Regions from separate parts of the Mus musculus genome. Here region 2 is linked to region 1. Evidence: chromatin loops called from intact Hi-C (ENCODE). Cell type or tissue: left cerebral cortex. All regions are shown on one strand. Each heading gives the region's core, and the rest is flanking DNA. Links, peaks and the distances in the headings are about the cores only. Region 1 overlaps Opcml (opioid binding protein/cell adhesion molecule-like). Region 2 has its middle 13 kb from the start of Spata19.

Region 1 (5,377 bases), core at 71-5,070:
TAGCTATATTTACACTCCAAATAATTTCCTCTACCCTGCTCTAGTCCCAAACCATTGCTATCTAAACTTGTGGGTTTCAGGAAATGAGAAATGTCCCCAGCAAGGACAGCCATTTCTTCACTTTCTGTGCTGAAGAGAGACCTACTTGGCCTTACCTCATCGAGACTTTTCATTTATCTCTGCAAGGGAGAACACACCTGCTTCTGGACTGTCATTCACAATGTGGAACAATTAGATCCTTAAGACATGGTGTGTAAAACTGTTCAAACTTTGGTCAGAAGTGTGCACGTGTCATAGAAATGCCAGCAGCATTTTGGACTTGATCTGGCTCATGTCATAATACGGACAGGTAAGGGTTATGTCCCAATGCTTAGATGAGATCTTGCATAAAACTCCCTCCAACGAGGGCCAATGAGGTAGCTTACCCTGTAAGGGAGTCACCTGCCATGTTGACTTATGATCTTCAGGGACTTCCACCCCATCCACAAATGCACACTATTGGTCGGAAAAGAACCAACATTGGAAATCTTTCCTCTAATATATAAATATATACACACAAGTTTTGGCATGCATGCACATATGTGGATACACACATACACACATAATTCATTCTCTCTCTCTCTCTCTCTCTCTCTCTCTCTCTCTCTCTCTCTCTCTCTCTCTCTCTTTCTCTCTCTCTGCCTAAATAGGTCAATAGATAAATAAATCACCTAGGGTATATGTCACCATCCACATAGCCATTCATTCCCATCGCTCAGGAAGATGCTGGAGCTCAGAGGAAGGAAGTAACCTACAGAGAGCTGAGGACTAAGCTGGTGCGCAGTGGGTAAATACATACATCCAATTCCACTCTCCATTTTATTATTTTTTTCCACTCAGGTCTTTCCCTCCCTACAGGTGAATCTGAGACACAGCTAATAGGCACTTCTGACCAGTTCTTCTGGTATCATATTTCTAAAGCTACAATGGGAAAGTTCTTTGTGACAGGGCAGCAATGGCTGCCAATGGGCAAATGGTGACACGTGTGATTCATTTTGCTGTTTATTATCCAAGCTGCCTAGAACAGGTGGGTGAAACCTTGTCTTTCAAGAAATCCGGCAAGGGAGGTAATCATTGGTTCTGGTGAGTCAGAACCAATCGCCATCAGACTTACGGCTCCCTGGAGAGAGGACTCGACCTAGTCTGGAAACTCTGAGATCAGACTCCGGGTCCATCAGCCTGCTCCAGCCATGGAGCTGATCCCTGCAACCAGTTCCAAGCTTTGTGCTTCTGGACTGTTTCTCCCACAGGCTCAGCATGGCAATTTGTTTAAATGAGAGCAGAAAGCATTCAGAGACCAAGATAGGACAACACCAGATCCCAGCCCAGTGTTGATTGAGAGCCAGATGCCTTGTGACTAAAGATATGAGTGCAGGAAGGAGAAACTATCAAAGCCAACAAAGAGAAAAGCCAGAGGGTGACTCTGTGAGCTAGGAGAGGGGGAAGACTCGCTTGAATTTCTATACATGATCTCAAAAGCTAAAGGCACAAAGGAAACTATGAATAAGTATGATAGAGTGAAAGATTTCTGTCCAGAATAGGAAATATTTTTGTATTGGACTGCATGGAAGAAAATAATTTAATATCTGAAAGCACCATAGAATTAATACTCGTTCTACAAAGACAATCTTCACATCAATAAAACCAAAAAGAAAAAAAAAAACGATGATGGATTATGGGCAAATGAAATGAACATGGGATTTAAAAATGAAACTCAGATGCCAGTGGAATACAGGAAGGGAGTCTCAGTTTGTTGGTGAGCAGGTGAGTATGAGACTGAGTCATTTTATACATAATTGGCTGGTAGAAATGGGAAGGCTGGCAGTGGCAGAGGGGACATGGAAACAACGGGAATAACAACTGTGGAAGCCGTGGTTGGTGAGTGCCTGAGCTAGCCCTTAGGTTAACTCAACTAATTCCTGTGACCTAGATTTGTCCTTTGGCATACTTTACAGCCCCAAGCTATCCTAAATACCAGAGAGCATCTCTTGCAGGGATATTTGCTGGGGTAGAGGTTGCTGGCGGGCAGGGTAACTGTACCAGTGGTGGTACATGAGGATCTAACCTTGAGGAACAGCTGCAAAGATACAGATCACAGGAGTCACTGGACAGAAGGAACTCAGCACAGAGAAGCAGGGATGCGTTGAAATGTGTGCATGGGAGATGCGGGAACAGTGAGCTCTCCACCACAGCATCACTTACCTAAGTTAGAGGAAGTAGAGAGAAGCTCACTGTTATCATCAGGCACACACAAGGAAGAGCACATGGCCTACACACAGCTGTCAGCATGCATAGCAAACAAAACAGAAGCGATGGGAACAGTGAAGGGGTGAGCAAGCCCTTGTGTGGAATCGCTGATAGGGAAAGAAATGTGCTTTAGACGCCAAACAGAACCTAGACAAGGAATAAAAAAATAAAGCCCTTATAGATTGCCTGTACAAAGATTTGGGTCACTCTCAGTGCTCATTTCTGGGCCCTTGTACCTTGTTCATCCAGCAGAGACACCCTTCAATCCCCTGGAAGAGTCCTCAGCCCAGTAATTCTTGCAGAGCTGCAATGGCTCTTCAAAGACACAAGGGGGCTCATGATGCACATGGATTTTTAATAGTGCCGCTTGTCACTCCAATTTGAGAACTAAACCCAGTACAGGCAGACACTCCCCTGCCACAAACACATCCTACTCCTCACTATCTATTCTATGCTGCCCCTTCTCTGCTGGGGGAATATGAAGTATGAAGCTGTTAGGAGTTATGAATGACAGGTTTGGGGAGAAGTCCTGAGCCACGTCAATCCTGTTATTGTGAGTGGACTGGTCTCCTTATGTAATCCTCCCTCTTGCTTTTCCTCACTTTTTATGCCCACTCCTGCCTTCCTCCACACACCCACTTCCACTTCACTGGACCCTGCTCTCCGTATGTAGATCTGCCTGTATTTCTGCCCTGACCCCTGCCTCTCCAGATGAAAACATTTGCTGCCAGAGAGCTTGTGAGTTTATTCAATAGCATATCGTAGTATCGTATGTATGTTTTGCACCCGTGTGTATCAGGGAGATGTCTTTGAACTTGATAGAAGGAAATGACCAAACCATTCCTTAGAGTTCATGGCATAGGGAGAAGGGTAGCTATCCTGACATGTGGTGACCTCTTTTTTTCCCCAGAAGCATTCAAGGCTGGATATCAGAGTGCAGAAGAGTTGATTCTATACTCAGCCTGGGTGAAGGGACCCTGCCAAGTGCAAGGGCACAATCTGTGTGTGAAGAGTGACAACAGCATCCCCACTACATGTGGCTTCCTTATTCCCTGACTCTGCTGTTCTGGGGTATATATACAGGGAAAACCATAGCGTGACTTCCTGTGACCTGCCTCCTGGGAGAAAGGACCCCCGCCTTCATCTCAGCACCCTCCAGCCAGCTCTGCCTTCCATTCTGTGGCAGTGTCAGAGCCAACGACAAGTTGAGACCTCATCATTTTTCCTTAATCAGGAACATCCTTCGAACTGGAGCCATGATGGCAGCAGTCAGTCTCAGGGAATTAACTCACCATGAAGATCATTCCATGACAGAGGCATAGTTTATCAGTTCCCACAAGCAGGGTGTAGAGGGGAAGCTAAAGGAATCCCTTAGTGGCTGTGAACAGGGCTCCCCCATAGCAGCCTGCAATAGCCTGTAGCCCCACAGTCCTGAACAGACACACTTGGTCAGGCAAGTAGACCTCGGTTTGAATCAACATCAGCACAAGGCACGGCAGGGCACTGCCCCTCTGATGCTGATGTGTACCCAGTTCCATGCCCAATCTTGTTAAAATACAGTCTCACTTGGGTCCATCCAGGGCAGATCCGGAGAATATTCATTGCAACAAGCTCCTAGATATCCCCATGTGACTGACTGTGAGCCATGGTGAGCAGAAAGGCTGGGGTCAGAGGATGAAGCTGGGTGGCAGTGACTATGTCCTCAGTGGACACCCAAAATGGCTATCCCTATGTCCTTTAGCACATATTTTTATTTGCCCCCTAAGTTGGCTTTTGTCACATCTGTGGGACATTTTAACTATGCTCCTAACTGAGAGCGAGAGGTTGGTTAGAAGGTTACCCATGGGCCTATGTTCCCTACTTGCAAAGTTTTCTTTGAATCCTTCCCTGCCGTCCAGCCAGAAGCACACCTGAGTGTGCGGTTGCTTGTTTTAAGCTGTGGAGGAACATGAGAGAACCTTGAGAATAAAGACTTAACTGCTCATATGGCCACAGAGCAGGAGGCTGGTGTTTTCTGCTCCAGTCCTTTAAAACAGCTTGCAGGTGCCTGCCCCATCCTTTCTCTGCTTATTCACTTAGGCCTGCAGGGCTGTATTCTGGGGGCTGGAGGTCTGGCACAGAATGGACTGGTCCATTCTGGTATTGTGTGGTACCCCACACCCTAGTGTGGTACTGGGAATGAGGAGAGTATGGATGCAGGGTGCTGTGGGGGAGAGGGTCATAGGACATGGGCTAGCCTTTGGTTATGCCATTATATATTAAAACAACAACAACAACAACTCACAACAGAAGGTGGTTTTGAAATAAAAGCGATCTGAAACCCAGATGCTAAATGCAGCTAGAGCCTGAAAGCCTCTTTGTAACAGCCCAGACTGGGTTTGGGACTTTGATGGGACAGACTCCTCTGGCATTCCTGATGGTAGACAGAATGTCTTACGGGGAGAAGAAGGCAGCACCAACAGAAGCTCATGCTGATGGGTTTCTGATGTGGGGCCCATGGTAACCTGCTGAGCTTTCTTCTGAGACTCCCTGGTGGCCTCTGAAGAGTTAAGCCTTGTGTTCTCATTACCTACTTCTCTCATCATGTTGCATCCTGTTTTCTTGTCTACAGGGATGCCTCCCTCAACAGACTGCAGGCTATGTGGCCAATTAACAGAGTCCTGTGTGCTCTGTGCCTATTGGACAAGCAACTTTTGTGTATGGGTGACTGATACATCTGACAGAACAACTTGAAAGGGGGAATTTTAATTGTGGCCCTTAGTTTCCGAGGTGTCAGTCTGTCATGAGGCAATGACTGGTGGGGCAGAATGGTTCATATAGCCATAGTTACTAAGAAAGAAAAAGCAAACACAGGAAGAGGCCCCAGGCCAAGACTTGGTACCCAAGGCCATACTGTCCTCTAGTCAGGCCTTGCCACCTCCTTCCCTTGTTCCCAATAATGCTGTCATATTATGAAGTCATCAACGGATTAAACCATTTCTTAGTCCAGAACCCTCATGATCTAACAGCCTCTGGAAACACCCTCATGGGCTCACCTAAAGGGGGGCCTTATTTAGCACCCTTGGGAAGCTTTCTCCCACAGGGTATCATA
Region 2 (5,377 bases), core at 88-5,087, 840 kb after region 1:
TTCAGAAGCTGATGGTATCATCCTCTGTGACAACCAGGGCAAGATGAAACAGGTGGGCAGGGACCATCCTCACACAGGTTCCACTTCCCTGTGGGTCACTCAGAGTTCCCCAATTCTCAGAAACACCTGACATTTTCTCTAGACTCTCTTTTCCCTCTCTTAGGAAAATGGCTTTCAGCCCTACATCGACTGCTGGGTAATTGGAAGACATATAGAAGAGCTACTGGCTTGCGTGGAGGCAGAGTGCTGCCTCCCCAGACCCTGGAAGGATGGAGTACACCTCCCTAGAGCAGTCTATGAAGTAAGCAAACACATATGCATATACACTGTGTCTCAAACCAAGCAGAACCAGTTGATGCTGTTGTGTGGAATACCCAGAGGGTGCAACAACCACTAAGCCATCTGAGAGAGCCTAGAGGGGCCTCTTGTGCCCCCATTTTGTCCACGTTACACACCAAGATGAGTTGCCCCTATAGGACCAGAGCCTGGGCCCCTCCTAATGCTTTATACTTCTCAGCCTCCATCCTCTCCTTATACATCTTCCTTGCCCATCTGTTTTGTGTGGAAGGCCTGCCTGCATACTCTCACAATCACTGGGCATCCATTCCTTCCCATGTGGCCAAACTACCCCATTTTTATGTGCTGGCATTTTACTTAGGGTTTCTATTGCTCTGAAGAGACACCATGACCATGGCAACTCTTATAAAGAAAAACATTTAATTGGGACTGGCTAACAGTTCAGAGGTTTAGTCCATTATCGTCATGGCAGGAAGCATGAAAGCATGAAGGCAGACAGGGTGCTGGAGAGGTAGCTACGAGTTCTACAGGCAGAAGCAAGAGAGAGAGAGAGAGACACTGGGCCTGGCTTGAGCTTTTTGGATCCTCAAAGCCTACCCCAAGTGACACAATTCCTCCAACAAGGTCACATCTCCTAATAGTGCTTATGAGCCTATGGGAGCCATTCAAACCACAGATGGTTTGGCCTTTGGTGAGGATCAAGGCCAAGCTCCAACTAACTCAGGTATCTCAAGACACTTGCTGAGTCTTTCTTTACCTTGAGCTGAGGGTCCCCACTACATATGGTATAGCTTATGAAAGCAGCTTTTGTCTTAAGTCCTCCTTGTTGTAGCCCCGTAAAGCAATTCCCCCTGGAGCTGCAGAGATGCACAAGATTATCACTAGCAGTCTTCCAGGCTCAGCTAGGGTCTACAAGAGATGCCAATGACTCAGATTGAACACTGATTCCTGACTCTGTCTAGAACCAAAAGGGTACATTAGGAAGTTATACACACTTAGATGACAAGAACAGGCCAACAGGCTACATCCCCACTTCAAATTCTAGCTGGGCAAGCCGGGGCCAGCTCCCTGCCCACCTGCCCAGCCCACCTTCTGCCCTACCCTCCCAGAAGATCCATGACCCGCAAAGCTGTTATTAGCGCTTTCAGCTCCATTTAACTACACAAATGGCTTGGTCACAGCTGACTAGTCCCAAATTTGCCCTTGATTTTCTTTTAATTCACCGTGGCTCAGTCCCCCTGTAATACAGGTATAGGAGGTATATTTGTTCCCAAACTCCCCTCCTGGGGTTAATCATGCACAGAACAAAACTCCATTTGAGCCACTTAATGATTTCATTTCCACCCTAGGTTTGAAGGCGCTGTGTCTATAATACTAATGCAGCTCTCCCGCTCCTCATACTCCAGATGCCCGTGTGTGAGACATCGGGGAAGGGGGCTCATCCGCAACTCAGCCACGCCCTCTCAGCCAGGCCTGCCAACCATGCTCATCTCCTCTAGACGGGAAGCCACGCCTATCTTATGGAGTCATTTTAACATCCACCTGCGGAGTCTGTACCTTTCCCCCATAACAGGCTCTATCATCAGCCAGACCCAACCCCTCCCTTATTCCAGACACTCAAAGTCCGGGCCAGTTCCCTGAACATCCCCCTGGCCTTGGGAGTGGTGCCCATGCCTAGTGAACCCCTCCTTCATTTCCAGGGCCTGACAATGCCTCCGCTCTCTCTGTGTCTCAACATTACCTCCTGTAATAAGCTTTTTCTCTCTGGCAGAGAAAACCACCGCACTGCCGCTCCCTCTCGCATGCACTGTTGACTTATTTTCATACCATATTTCATAATCAGTGTGCATGACAGCCTATCTGCCACTGTGAGCTCCCCAGGACATGACACTCTATTCACTGGGCATCCCATATCCCACTGGGCATCGCTTATCCCCAGAATATTGGGTATAAGTGCTCAGCACGTTTTATTTGAATAAATTGCCTCTATATTATTTTGTGTGTGTGAATGTAAACTGTTTTCATAACTAAACAAAGATATTCAACGGCATCTCATCTTTTTAGGCTTTCCCAAACAGTGCTAAAAATCTCACCAAGCCCTGGTAGGAGTCTCAGGAAAAGACCAGGTCACCTTCAAAGATGTTGTTTGTGTGGAAATGGTGCCATCTAGTGGCTCAGGAGAAAATAGTTTCTCAACCAGGGATATGAGGGCTCTGTGACAGGTGTTCCTACTGAAGGCTTGGCTACCACCCATCCCTCTCTCCAGTGCTCTAGACTGTAGCTCTTCCCTGAATTGCTGACTGTTCCCTGACAGCACCCCTCCTATGTGCAACATGCTCCACCTCAGCTTGTGTGCATCCATGTCCATCCTGTGTGTATTGTACCACCAGGGTAGACTCAACATTCAGGGCCCAAATAAAACTGACCTCCCAGCCTGGCTTCTGTACCTTGACTAGGAGCAGTGTTTCTAAACCTCCAGACTCCTCTCCCACTGATCATGGCTTCAGTCTACTGTTTTCTCCTCCACTCCACTTCCTTCCTCCTGCCCAAGGGGTACAGAAAGCATCCCTCCTCTGATTCCTCCTCCTCCTCCTCCTCCTCCACCACCACCAACACCTCCACCTCCACCTCCACCTCCACCTCCACCTCCACCTCCACCTCCACCTCCACCTCCTCCTTCACCACCACCGACAACGTCTGCCACAGCCTGCAAAACCACTCTCTGCTTCTGTGTGTTTTCCCACTGTGACAAACACCCAAGACTAACAACTTAAAACGGGAGACTATTTATCTGGGCTCTCCTTTCACAGGGTCAGTTCCTGGTTACTTGACTCCACTGACTCTGGGTAAAGAGGGTGAACCTGGCAAGCCAGGAGCTCACAGTGAAAAGAAAAATTGATAACTTCATGACGAACAGGAGGAACGGGTGTGGGGAGACACCTGGGACGTGTCTGTCCCTCTGTCTGTCCCTCCTGCTTTCTGACTCAGCACCAGCACCTGGGGTTGCTCCATCGGCTGCAGATCTCACCACACCCACAGCTGTCCACGAGGTGAGGTCTTTAACAGAGCATCCCCTGGATTTGCTGCTTGTTCCAGCCTGAGCAACCCCCAGCGTCCTCCAATCTTGCCCCATGTTCCCTTCCCCCTTCAGAGCTCAGCACACTGCCCTCCTGACCCCTGACTAGGGGGCTCTTATTCACTTCACTTCCCGTGCACACCCCACTAGAGCAAACAGGTTGCAGAAGCCAGGAACAGGTGACAGGAGAGCGGGTGTCCCTGACCCATGTAGAGGATGGGTCATTGAGCCTGTCCCTTTCTCTTCTGGAAATACGTGAGTCAGGGGAACATAGGTGACATGGAAAGCAAACATGGGTTCGCTGAGATGGCAGCTACTTTTTCCCCTGAAGACATTGAGAGGATAAATGGTGGAGACAGCATGGAGGTGGATTTCTAAGCAAGGCCAATAAAAGAAGAGGGGAGGGGGCCTATAAAATACCTAAACCAACCTCCAGTCACTAAGGGTTACAAGGGATAAGATGGTCCTTCTCCTCTGCTAGAACTCATGTCTTTCCTGGGCATGGACTTCTTTGCCCCGTTGCAGAGAACGAACTCATCATGTCCTATCAGACCAGAAACACCTAGTTAGACCTGCACTTCTCAAGCAGAAGGGTTAAGCCTCTGGGGTTGCTTGCAGTGATAGGCAGCCACTGATGTCTTTTTAGTCAGTGGCCTTTGGGCCCTGGTCTTCAGTGTCAGCACTAGGGTTTGTTTGTCTTCGGGGGTCTTTTTTGGCACATGTCAGTTTTGTTTATATAAAATGAAGAGACTGTCTCTCTGATGATGGGTTTAATGAAAGGCACTCTGCTTTGGGTGTGGGCAGTCCAGGATTATGTGGTAACTATTGTCTGTTAGTTACCTGGATGTTTTATTTTTCTTTTTGGATCTTGCAAGGGGAAAACTACAAGTAACAAGTTTTATAAATTTAATTTAAATTGTTACAGGTTTTCATGTTCAGGACAAATAATTTTTCAACCTTCGATGATATCCTTGCAGCAGTTTGTTGGTAAGGTGACTTACACTGCTGCTCACTGGCTCTGGTCTCCTCAATGGAAATATTGATGGAGCCATTTAATGACTGTGTGACATTAAAGAAGTGACTCAATCTCTCTGAACTCCTTGTTCCTGGTCTGGAAGTAGGGAATGATAGTATAAAATTGAAAATAATTGTTTTATTTTCAAATCCCTGAGTAGGGGTGTGTTGATACACAGTATTTTATAGTGGTTGCAGAAGATGTGATTGGTGTGGTTCCTTTCTTATCTCCCGTGTTGTGGTCGCTTGAATAAATCAAGAACAATCCACAGATTCTATGCTATCCCCATCAAATCCCCAATGCAATTCCTTACAGACCTTGAAAGAACCGTTCTCAACTTCATTTAGAAAAACAAAAAATCCAGGATAGCTAAAACAATCCTGTACAATAAAAGAACTTCTGGAGGTATCACCATCTCCGATTTCAAGCTGTACTACAGAGCAACAGTAATAAAAACCATATGGCATTGGCATAAAAAAAAAAAAAAACAGGTAGGTTGCTCAATGGAATAGAACTGAAGACCCAGAAATAAATCTACATACCTATGGACACTTGATATTTGACAAAGAAGTCAAAAGCATACAGTGGGAAAAGGAAAGCATTTTCAATAAATGGTGCTGGTCTAACTGGATGACTGAATGTAGAAGAATGCAAATAGATTCATACTTATCACCCTGCACAAAACTCAAGTAGATCAAAGACCTCGACATAAAACCAGACACACTAAATCTCAGAGAAGAGAAAGTGAGGGATGGCCTTGAACACATTGGCACAGGAGACAGCTTCCTGAACAGAATACCAATAGCTCAGGCACTAAGGTCAACAACTGATAAGCAGGACCTCATAAAGCTGAAAAGCCTCTGCAAGGCTAAGGCCACCATCAATAGGACAAAATGGCAGCCTACAGGTTGGGAAAAGATATTTACCAACTCTACATCTGACAGAGGACTAATATCCAAAATATATAAAGAACTCAAGAAATTAGACAT

Evidence for each region. A loop is a pair of places that touch in the nucleus more often than their neighbours do. Peaks named below come from ENCODE experiments on the same cell type or tissue, not always from the same donor. Only the 100,000 strongest peaks of a DNase experiment are listed, where the experiment ranks them.
Region 2: a loop joins it to region 1, with 9 times the contacts of the local background. A loop is called at or near these places in 32 of 42 quality-filtered maps.

What each region holds. Positions count from the first base shown.
Region 1 is chr9:28,245,246-28,250,622 of GRCm38, reverse strand. The region is part of intron 1 of Opcml (opioid binding protein/cell adhesion molecule-like); the gene reads right to left. Among named protein-coding and RNA genes, the nearest start is that of Gm39313, 150 kb to the left of the region's middle. In left cerebral cortex, for the core only: a CTCF peak has its summit at 2,609; DNase peaks (open chromatin) are centred at 2,368 and 2,749; H3K27ac peaks cover 796 bases.
Region 2 is chr9:27,407,123-27,412,499 of GRCm38, reverse strand. No RefSeq gene overlaps it. Among named protein-coding and RNA genes, the nearest start is that of Spata19, 13 kb to the right of the region's middle. In left cerebral cortex, for the core only: a CTCF peak has its summit at 2,465 (motif pointing left); a DNase peak (open chromatin) is centred at 2,469.